Regions from separate parts of the Homo sapiens genome. Here region 2 is linked to region 1. A link is an interaction called in ENCODE POLR2A ChIA-PET data of the cell type or tissue named here. Cell type or tissue: PC-9. All regions are shown on one strand. Links, peaks and the distances in the headings refer to the core of each region. The heading gives the core; the rest is flanking DNA.

Evidence for each region. ChIA-PET counts read pairs that join two places held together with the same protein. Peaks named below come from ENCODE experiments on the same cell type or tissue, not always from the same donor. Only the 100,000 strongest peaks of a DNase experiment are listed, where the experiment ranks them.
Region 2: POLR2A ChIA-PET joins it to region 1 with 6 read pairs; 1 of 35 experiments calls an interaction of 5 or more read pairs at or near these places.

Annotation. Positions count from the first base shown.
Region 1 is chr3:128,365,475-128,370,845 of GRCh38, forward strand. The region is part of intron 6 of EEFSEC (eukaryotic elongation factor, selenocysteine-tRNA specific); the gene reads left to right. Among named protein-coding and RNA genes, the nearest start is that of DNAJB8-AS1, 95 kb to the right of the region's middle. RefSeq lists an enhancer at 3,368-3,868. In PC-9, for the core only: no CTCF peak of the experiment used is centred there; a DNase peak (open chromatin) is centred at 2,507; H3K27ac peaks cover 789 bases.
Region 2 is chr3:128,756,776-128,762,146 of GRCh38, forward strand. All of the region lies in intron 1 of RAB7A (RAB7A, member RAS oncogene family), which reads left to right. Among named protein-coding and RNA genes, the nearest start is that of RAB7A, 33 kb to the left of the region's middle. RefSeq lists an enhancer at 1,697-2,196. In PC-9, for the core only: no CTCF peak of the experiment used is centred there; a DNase peak (open chromatin) is centred at 2,796; H3K27ac peaks cover 1,057 bases.

The sequences.
Region 1 (5,371 bases), core at 194-5,193:
GCTGAAAATTTAATCATAGAATCCCTGGAGAGGACTGCCTATAGTATCCACTTACGGCAGGGGCTCCCTAAGTGGTGGCTGGAATTGTGTGCTGTGTGCACCCACCCCTCACCTGCCAGCCCTTCCTCTTGGTGGGGTAGCTCACATGTCCACTGAGGGCCTCACTTTATCCTCCCACCCATGCCCTGTCCCTACCACAGAGCACTGGGAAACGATGCCTGTAGGAGCCCCGGTGCTGCATTCATGCCAGGCTGCTTCACAGGAGATTAACCAGCCACCTTTCAAGCAGGGATTGGCTGTGCCACAAGGACCTCTCCAATTTATTGACCCTGGAAAGCACTTTGCATGGTCAAAAACAAGGATTATACCTTTCCCTCCTGATTGAAAACAGAAGCCAAATCATAGAGGCATCCCCCAGATGCCCCGCTTTGCCTCAGCCGTTGGATGGCCAATGTCTCTCCCGGGACCAGTACAGGGCAGAGCAGCAAGTGCTTCAGCTCAGCCCAGAAGCTGATGCACCTCTCTGTTGACCAGGCAACAGATTGTCAGGGGCTCTCAGACCCAGGTTCACAAGGTGGCAGATTTGTCAGGGCCTAAGTCCCAGAAGCTCTATTTGCTAGAAATATGGGTCATTTAGTATGGACTGGGCCAGGCCTGCAGGAGTTGGGGACACACCCCTTCAGTGGTTTTGGGGGACCAGTGTGTTGGTGAGGTCCCAGGCAAGTAACTCTAAGAATAGAAACTATGGTTCTAAGAAATGGCCAGGGGCATTGGTCCATATGGGCTGGTGACCAGAAGGAATGGAATTGGCCTGGGTGACTTGTAGCATGAGGGCCTACAGCCATCCGGAGGGTAGCAGGCAGGGCCTGAGGCTGAGACAATGTCAGCAGTACAATCAGCTGCTGCCCATGCCCTGTGCCAGGCAGCACGCCCTTGTGTAGTCTGACCACTCAATCCTGCCAGCAGCCCAGGGAAACCAGGCTGTCATCACCCCAGTTCTGCAGAGGAGGAAATCAGACCAACCCCAGTGCCCTGGCAGTCAGCCTGAGGGCACAGAGGAGGAGGAGGAGGAGCAGGAGCTGGGGTCCTGATTTTCAAGGTCAGAGACAGGAGGGCTCTGGCCTCACACAGTCACTCTGACTTTAGCTAGCTCTTCTTTACCAAGCACTGACTCTTGTGTGTGGAAAGTATTTTTCTGGTATCAGACATAGTGTTGGGTTCTGGGCACATGGCTCAAACAAGACACAGTCCCTGCACCCCGGGAGTTCACAGCTAATCACCCCTCTGTTCAACAGTGTGCTTTTGAGCCCCTGTTATGTGTCATCCTTGTGTTGGGTTCTAGAAAGACCACAGTGAGCCACAGCCCACATGACCCCTGAGCTCATGGGGCTGTTGGGTTGGTGTACTAGTCAACTCGGGCTATCATAACAGAATACCACAGACGCGGTGGCTTAAACAATAGGCATTCATTTCCTGTCAGTTCTGGAGCCTGGAAGTCCAAGATCAAGGTGTCTGCAGGGTGGGTTTCTCCTGCAGCCTCTCTCTTGGCTTGCAGACGGCTGCCTTCTCCCTGTGTCCTCACATGGCTGTCCCTCTGTGCGTGTCTGTGTCCCAACCTCTATTTTGAAGGACATTAGTCAGTTTGGTTTAGAACTCAACCTAAAGACCTCATTTCATCTTAATTACACCTTTAAAGGCCCTGCCTCCAAATACAGTCCCATTCTAAAGTCTGGGGGTTAGGATTCCAGTATATGAATTTGAAGGGACACAGTTCAGCCTGTAACAGTTAGGATGCTGGCACTGGCAGACTTTCTCCTGAGCATTTGTGTATTGGCAGCCACATGCATGCTGTGCACAGAAGGTGCACAATGCCATGAGATCTTACAGTAGGACCCCAACCGAGTCTGGGCTTGGGAAGGCTTCCTTCGGAAGTGGCATTGCACTGGGGTCTGAGGACAAATTGGAGTCTCAGTGCCCCTGGAGGTGAGGGTGCCACAGTGGTGCTGCTCAGGCTATTCCTGCTGGCCCTGAGTATCACCTCCGCATCGAACCAGCCACCTGCTGTGTGGACTCCTGTGCCTGTAAGCAAGAGCCACATCCTGTTTCCACAAGGCCTACCTCAGGGATGCCGTGAGACTGCAACATTGCTGCACCCCTACTTAGGCTGCCGATTATGGACTTATGTCCCCTTCCCACCTTACAGGGAGAGAGACAGCCTTGAAACCAGACCCAGAGATGAGTGAAGCACCACAGTTGGTGCTGTGGCCCCACTGCCTGCCTGGCCATATCACTGGCTCCATCAGCCCTCCAAAGAAACCAGCTCTACAATAAGACTCCCTTTTCCTGTCACCCATTTCATCTGGAATGCCAAGCAGTTCTGCACTGGTGACGCGTGCTGACTCCAGCTCAGGCTAGGGCTCTGCTGAAAAGCTGCCTCCTGCGATCACTTGCCTAATGGTTCTTCCTCCCACCACCCACTGGGAGAGCCGTGCCTCAGGAATTCCATGGGGCCAGTCACATGGCCTGATGCCCTTGGGCTGGGCCAGGATGGTGCTGCCACAGCCTAGATCCTGGGTGTAGCCCCTTGCACAAGGTCAGCTGGAGTGTGTCCTGTCTCCAGCTACAGCCAGTCACAGCAGATGGTGGTTGCATTTGGCACAGAAGTACAGTCCACAGGCTGAGTGCAGTGGCTCACACCTGTAATCCCTATGCCTGGGGAGGCTGAGGCAAGCGGATCACCTGAGGTCAGGAGTTGGAGACCAGACTGGCCAATGTGGCAAAACCCCATCTCTAATAAAAATTTAAAAATTAGCTGGGCATAGTGGTTACACACCTGTAGTCCCAGCTACTCGGGAGGCTGAGGCAGGAGAATTGCTTGAACCTGGGAGATGGAGGTTACAGTGAGCCAGGAGATTGCGCCACTGCACTCCAGCCTGGGTGACAGAGCGAGACTCCATCTCCAAAAAAAACAAAAAAAAAAAAACAAAAAAAGAAGTACAGTCCACAACACACACAAGAAATGAAGTTTTCTGTGTTTTAAGAAAGAGGAGTTTTAAAAAACAATAAACAACAATGACAACTGCGCATGTTAAAATCACTCCCTGGATGTGGTAGCTCAGCTGAGCCTTGCTGGTCAGGGCCACTTCCCGGAAGCTTTCTCACTGTTGCTAATCCTTCTGAAGGGCCTGGGTCAGCTCACTGCCTTTGGAGCCCTCGGTTTTCATCTGATAAAATGGGGGTAACAATCCTGTCTTGAAGGACTGTGAGGAGTAAACCAGTGTGCAAGGATGCCCAGCATGTTGCAGGCGTTGGGAGTGGGCTGCCAGCCCCTTCCCTCATCTGCCTGCACCGCATGAGCCTGACACGTGCCGGAGTCCAGGCCTGAAAACCCAAGGGGCTGGGCCCCCTGAGCTCCATGCCCGTATTGCTGGGCTGTAGCACAGCCACGGTGGCATTACCACTTCCAATTTTTCAAGAAAGCCTGGATATCTGTATTTTTACATGAAATCTTCCCATTCTCAGTTGGGCCACAATGTGTGGTCTCTGTGTTGGCACCAGGTCCTTAATGTGCCGTCTCTTCCTCCTGCTGCAGCCTTCAAGAGGAGGCCATCGCCCTGTTTCTCCCAAAGGCACTGTGAGGCTCAGAGGAGCTAGATGACTGGCCCACCAGACCCTGAAGTTCCCAATGGAAGTGGACATCACCCATGGTTCCACTTAGCTGGGAGGCTTCTGGAAACTCAGCATAGAGCAAAAGTGAAAACACATCCTGGTGCCAAAGGGACAGGACACGATGAGCCCTGAGGTTGTGGATATTGTTATGTTCCCATAAATAACAGGCCCTCAGACAATGGGCTGTGAGGCTGTGTGTTCCTCTGGGGTTTGAAATGAAACTGGCTTTCTTCTCTTTTAAAATGTGCTCTCTCCAACCATCCAGCTGCTCTGTTTGGAGCAGATTCTGGGGCAACCCCAATAACCTGTCCTTGGGATTTCATTAGCACCACCAGCCAGCTGCCTGGAAAGTAGCCCCTGCCAGGACCAAATTAACTTTTACTGAGAGACATTGGCAGGGCTGGTATTGTGCACACTTGGCATTTTCAGCCCACACTGGGATGTGGGTAGCAGGGTACCTTCAAAGAACAAGAGCTTCGGAGGCAGCCAGACCTGTGTTGGAATCCTGGCTAGAATGCTACCCTTTCTGAAAATCCCAGTTTCCTCATCAGTAAGGTGGGTTATCTTGAGGACTTTCCCTCCTAGCTTTTTAAATAATTTCAAACATACTGAAGAGTGGAAAGCTTATTGAGCAGTGTTGCTCCCTTGGCTTCAACAATTGCTCCGTGTTGTCTTGTCTGCTTTGTTTGTGCGCCGAGCCGACTGAGGGTTCCTCCTGGTGCTGCTGCTGTGCCTGCACCCTCAGCACATGTCCCCGAGGAACAAGGACATTCTCCTGCAGAACCACAACGCAGTTACCACTGGAGAAATGTGACATTGATGCCACATTGTCTAGGATACAGTCCATTTTCAGATTCCCCAACTGTCGCAATAGTGTCTTAGGAAGTTTTCCATGCTTGAGGAGTCAGTGAAAGGTGGCACCTGCGCTCAGTGCTGCCACCAATAGTTTTACAACACTGATGTTTTTGAAGAGCCCAGGTTGGTTGTTTCCCAGTGCACTCTTTGGGTCTGTCTGATATTTCTTCATGACTGGGTTCAGGCTGTGCATTTTTGGAAGGAATTCTACAGAGGTGATTTCGGGGCCTTAGTGTGTCCTATCCGGATGTCTGCCCATCATAGGCAATGCTAGGTTTGACCACTAGTGAAGGTGGTTGTTAGGAGGTTCAATGAGGTGATGAAGACAGAGCCCAGGCCCAGAGATAGCTGTGTGGAGGGAGTGCAGCGGCCCACACTCACCACCGGTATCATAGCTCAGCAGCTGTGCCCCATGCAGGATGCCTCTGTGGCCTGGGAGGAGGGGCACCAGCAGGTCCCTTGGGAAGTTACAGTAAAGGCCCCGGTCTGGCAGCAGTGAGGCAGAGCTGACTCTCTGGAGCCAGATCTAGGGATATCCTACCCCTCTCCCATATCCCCATGGGGCTAAGCCAGGGCCTGTGGAGGGAGGAGAGGAGCTGCTACTTCCCCCAAAGCCTTCTCTTTCTCCCTCTCCCCGACCACCCACCCTCTCTCCCCAGCCCAGCTCTGTTTCAGCCATTGCCCCTCTCCCTGTGACCAGCATCAGACCTGAGCACAGAGGACTGGCTCTAGGCCCATCCCAGGGGGCACCGTTTGGGTGGAGATGTTACAGAAAGGAGCAAGCACTATAGTAGGGGCCCTACAGGGCTTTGGAGAAAGAGCATGGAGTGACTGCTCCCTTCCAGAG
Region 2 (5,371 bases), core at 224-5,223, 390 kb after region 1:
AAAACAGTGTGGTAATGGCCGAGGTTCATATTTGGACTGTTGGGGTTTTTCACCTTAGTATTCGCTATCTTTTTTTTTTTTTTTTTGAGACGGAGTTGCGCTCTGTCACCCACGCTGGAGTGCAGTGGCATGATCTCAGCTCACTGCAAACTCCACCTCGTGGGTTCAAGCGATTCTCCTGCTTCAGCTTCCCAAGTAGCTGGGACTACAGGCGCGCACCACCACGCCCGGCTCATTTTTGTATTTTTTAGTAGAGACGGGGTTTTGCCATATTGCCCAGGCTGGGCTTGAATCCCTGGCCTCAGGTGATCCACTCACCTCCACCTCCCAAAGTGCTGGGATTGCAGGTGTGAGCCACCACACCTGGCCCAGTCCCACTCTTGTACATACATCACCACCACCTATTTCCAGAACCTTTCCTCATGCCAACCAGAGACTATGCAAATTAAGCAGTTATTCTCCATTTTTTTCTCTCCCAGCCATACTTGATAGAACATGAATATCAGATAAGTGCTATGGAGAACAGTAACACAGGGTGAAGTGAAAGTGTGCCATTTTATGTAGGATGGTTGGGGAAAGATGGCATTTGAGCCACTGATGGTGCAGGAGAGGGAACAAGTGTGATATTGAGGCCAGGTGTGCTTAGCAGTTTGAAAGCAAAGCTAGAAGTACAGGCGAGGCAGAGGCACAAGATGAATGTTTTATATTTTATTTTTTAAATAAAATATTTTTATTTATTTTAAAAACAATTTTTTTTTTTTTGAGACCAAGTCTTGCTGTGTTACCCAGGCTGGAGTATAGTGGCATGATCTCAGCTCACTGCAACCTCTGCCTCCTGGGTTACAAGTGATTTCTCCTGCCTCATTCTCCTAACTGGGACTACAGGTGCCCACCACCACGCCCAGCTAATTTTTGTATTTTTAGTAGAGGTGGGGTTTTACCATGCTGGCCAGGCTGGTCTTGAACTCCTGACCTCAAGTGATCCACCTGCCTCAGCCTCCCAGAGTGCTGGGATTATAGGCATGAGCCACTGTGCCTGGCCTAAGAAAAATATTTTTAAGAAAACAGAGACAAGGTCTTGCTGTGTTGCCCAGGCTGGTCTCCAACTCCTGGGCTTAAGCAGTCTTCCTGCCTCAGCCTCCCAAAGTGCTGGAGTTACACTTGTGAGCCACTGCGCCCAGCCTATTTTATTTTTTTTATTTTTAGAGTCAGGGTCTTGCTCTGTCACCCAGGCTGGAGTACAGTGGTGCGATTGTAGCTCACTCTAACTTCAAAGTTCTGGGCTCAAGCAGTCTTCTGTCCTTGGCTTCGCAAATCACTGGGATTACAGGTGTGAGCCACCACACCTGGCTAATTTTTAAATTTTTTTGTAGAGGCAGCCTCTCACTATATTGGTTAGGCTGGATTTGAATTTCCGGCCTCAAATGATCTTCCTGCCCTAGCCTGTCAAATTGCTGGGGTTACAGGTGTGAGCCACCACCCCAGTGTTTGTTTTTTTGTTTTTTTTTTTTTTTTGAGACAGAGTCTGGCTCTGTCGCCCAGGCTGGAGTGCAGTGGCGCTATCTCGGCTCACTGCAAGCTCCGCCTTCCAGGTTCACGCCATTCTCCAGCGTCAGACTCCCGAGTAGGTGGGACTACAGGCGCCCGCCACTACGCCCAGCTAATTTTTTTTTGTATTTTTAGTAGAGACGGGGTTTCATCGTGTTAGCCAGGATGGTCTCGGTCTCCTGACCTCGTGATCCGCCCGCCTCGGCCTCCCAAAGTGCTGGGAATTACAGGCGTGAGCCACTGGCCCAGCCTCCTGCGTTTGGTTTTTTAATTCTGCTTGTTTGTAGTGACATTCATCAAGAATGAATGACTTTAAAACAACAACGAAAAATCTTTAGGGATTTTTACTCTTGGGCAAGCATGCTTCTGTCTCTGAGCATTAGTTTTCTCATATATCAGATAAAAGGGTTTGGAGTATATCAATGATATTCTGGTTGTGGACAGAACTCTTGAGGGTTCCTTGAACATGATCCTTTGGTAGCATTGGATTGCTCTCGGCCATCCCACGAATAGCTGTGTTTTATCTGTTTTTTGCTTAAGATTTAACATATGAGTTCATTTGAAATGTTTCTGTTGCCACAAAGAAACAAAATCCCTGGCTCAGAGTTTTAAGGGGACTTACTGTTCTAATGCTACTCACTCAGGCTTTGGTTGAGTAGTAAACAGACTACAGCTTGTTTTTAAGTTCAGTGATCTTCAACTTACAGCCCCTGTGTTTTACAAATGAGTTAAATTAAGATCAGTATCTTCTGTTCAAATTCTTTTTCCAAAGAAATCCAAATGTGCCATAAGCTGATAGGTCTCTGGCCATGAAATATGGTTTCATAGTTACATTGAGATTGTTGAGTAGCTACAGGGAAACTGAGAATTTACATTCTGAGGCAAATGGTTTAACCTAAGAGGAATAAGATTAAGTAAACTGTGTATTAGCTCCTCATAATGTGGCAGGAATTCAGTGTTAGCGGTGGAAAAGCCACAGGAGCTTAATGTGGTAGGTAAGGAAGGTTTATGTTAGTTCCTTTCCCCGATTATCCCAGTTGCTGTGCATTGCCATCTCGGATCAGTTTCTAGCCATGACTACCTAAAAGTTGTCTGAGGGAGGCTGTGCACTGGGTGATCTTGTGAGGCAGGTGGACGTCTATTCTGCCAAGATCTTGTGGGCCCAGTTTGAGAATGGGTTTTAAGTTTTAGTCCTTTTACACTTCCTTTGCAGGAATGTAGCTTTTGAAATAGAAGCAAAGTGTTGTGAAACCTTTGACATTCTGTTCTTTAACACTTCCTCCTCAGCCTGAAGATCTCAGCTTTTGCTTGGGCGTTACAACACCCCATGGTACCTGAACCTCAAGTAAGCTCTGTTAGGTTTTCATATCTGCCCGTGTATGATGGTGACTTTTTTTTTTTCTGAGACGGAGTTTCGCTCTTGTTACCCAGGCTGGAGTGCAGTGGCGCAATCTTGGCTCACTGCAACCTCCGCTTCCTGGGTTCTAGCGACTTCTCCTGTCTCAGCCTCCCAAGTAGCTGGAATTACAGGCATGCACCACCACGCCCGGCTAATTTTGTATTTTTAGTAGAGACGGGGTTTCTCCATATTGGTCAGGCTGGTCTCTAACTCCCGACCTCAGGTGATCTGCCTGCCTCGGCCTCCCAAAGTGCTGGGATTATAGGCGTGAACCACCATGCCCAGCCTCGATGATGACTTATGAGTCAATTTGACTGGTCCTCAGGTGCCCAGATATGTGGCTAAACATTATTCTGGGTGTGCCTGTGAGGGTGTTTCTGGATGAGATTTGGTGGACTGAGTGAAGGTGGCTGCCCTCCCCAGCGTGGGTGAGCTTCATCCACGGGAGGCTGCTTAGAGAAGGAGGCTGAGCAGGAAAGTCTTCTTTCTCCGCCTGACCGTGCTTGAGATGGGACATAGGTGTTCTTTGCCCTCTGGACTCCAGGCTGCAACTAGAGCTTAACTCTGTCAGCTCTCCCGATTCTCAGACCTCCCAACTGCAGGTCATGGGACTTCTCAGCCTACATAATCCTGTGAGCCAATTCCTTGTAATAACTGTCTTTATGTGTAATCTATTGGTTCTGTTTATCTCTGGAGAGCCCAAATACTCCAGCAATAATGGAGTCACTTTTTCCCAGAGATAGGTTTTATCTTGGAGGATTCTTATATTGATCCTTCCCATATCTCTGTTTCAGAAACACTTCCTACAATGTAGAGTGCTAATAGCTGGTTTGTGAGTACCCCTTAGATATACTGGGATGAGCAATAAGGTCAATGCTGTCACCTAACCGTCTGTTGATTGTCAAGCCTTTGTGTGGAAGCAAGGAAATTCATCTAGCAATCATAACAAAGGCAAAGCCTGGAGTGTAAGGTGGTTAGGTTTTTGGCTAGCAAGAGCTGCAGAAAAACAGCCTCTAGCTTAAACTGAGTTATAAACATATGGAACTAGTGTAGGCCTTGAAATCTTTTGTGGTCGAATCCTCTTTGTAGGGGAACCTAGGCAAAATCATGTCATTTCCACTGCCGGTCCCATAGCGACTTCAGTTAAGGTATAGACCTATATAAAGTGTTTTATCCCTTAAAAAGCTTCATCTCCCATTTGCCTGTGGAATCCTCCCTACAACCCTAAGAGGTGGAGAGGAAGCCTTTCTTACAGATAAGGATGGAAATTGTACAGATGCACGAATTTGTTTCTAAAGCTAAGTAGAAACAAGAGTACCAAGAGGTCAGATTTTTCCAGCCCCCAAATCCTTGGCGTAAGTGTATAAAAAGTAAGCACAGCTGTTCTTGAGGTTTCTCAGCCTGTTGCCTCCTCCCCATGTTAAAATTCTGGCCTGTATTCTTCTAAGATAATCTCTGTACCCAGTTGAGGATTCAACATCTAGGTATCCTCTTTGGGAAGCGTTCTTAAAGCCCTCATATAATGGGTTAGATTCCTGATCACCTCTAACCCCTTTTGTGTTGAGAGTTTCTTTTGATTACGAAGTCATACATAGTCATTGTTTTAAAACTTAAAATATGGCAAACCATAGTCAAAGTCCTCTATACCCCCCCATCCCACTCGGAGGAAGAAGTCTTGACTATTCTTATGACATCATACATTTATTGCCATTTTCCTGTCTGCTTATCCAGGGTCTCCTTAAACCAAGCTTGAGGTAGGGAGACTATCTTGGTCATCTTTGCATCTCTAGCAGTTGGGCTGGTGCAGGTGCTTGGGAAATGAATCTGTGTTAAGATCACCAGCCTCTGAACAGGCCTTATGTACCAAGGTCTGTGTCCAGATTGGCATGACCTCTGAGTTAACAGTCCTTTATTTAGATCTTTAAGACTGAGTTCTCTGCCACAGATTTGCCCTCTGGAAAAAGGCACCTCTCCTCTAGAGCAGCAGCTGTCAACCTATAAATCCTGTTTTGAAAATTGGAATTTTAGTTAAATTACAGGGACAGAGTGTGATTGTATACAATTTAATTAACATATTGAAATAGGGATGTGAATAAGACTACTTTAGGCATTACTGAAAAGCAACCGAGCATTTAATGTTTTCATTTATATTTATGCCTGCCAAACTGTGGCACCAGCCCCATCAAGATGTCTGTGGTGCACTTAACTGTGCAGAAGGTGTGGAGCCTTTACATTTCCTCTCCCTGGACTTGGTACCATGTTTGCATGTTTTGCCAGTTATCTTAAAGTGGGATTTTAAATCTATTGTAAAACAAAAATAAACTTCATGGTACTTAATGCCACTGAAATATACACTTAAAAATGGTGAAAATGGTAATTGTTTTAATATTTTACCACAGTAATTTATGTAGGAATACTTTCTAT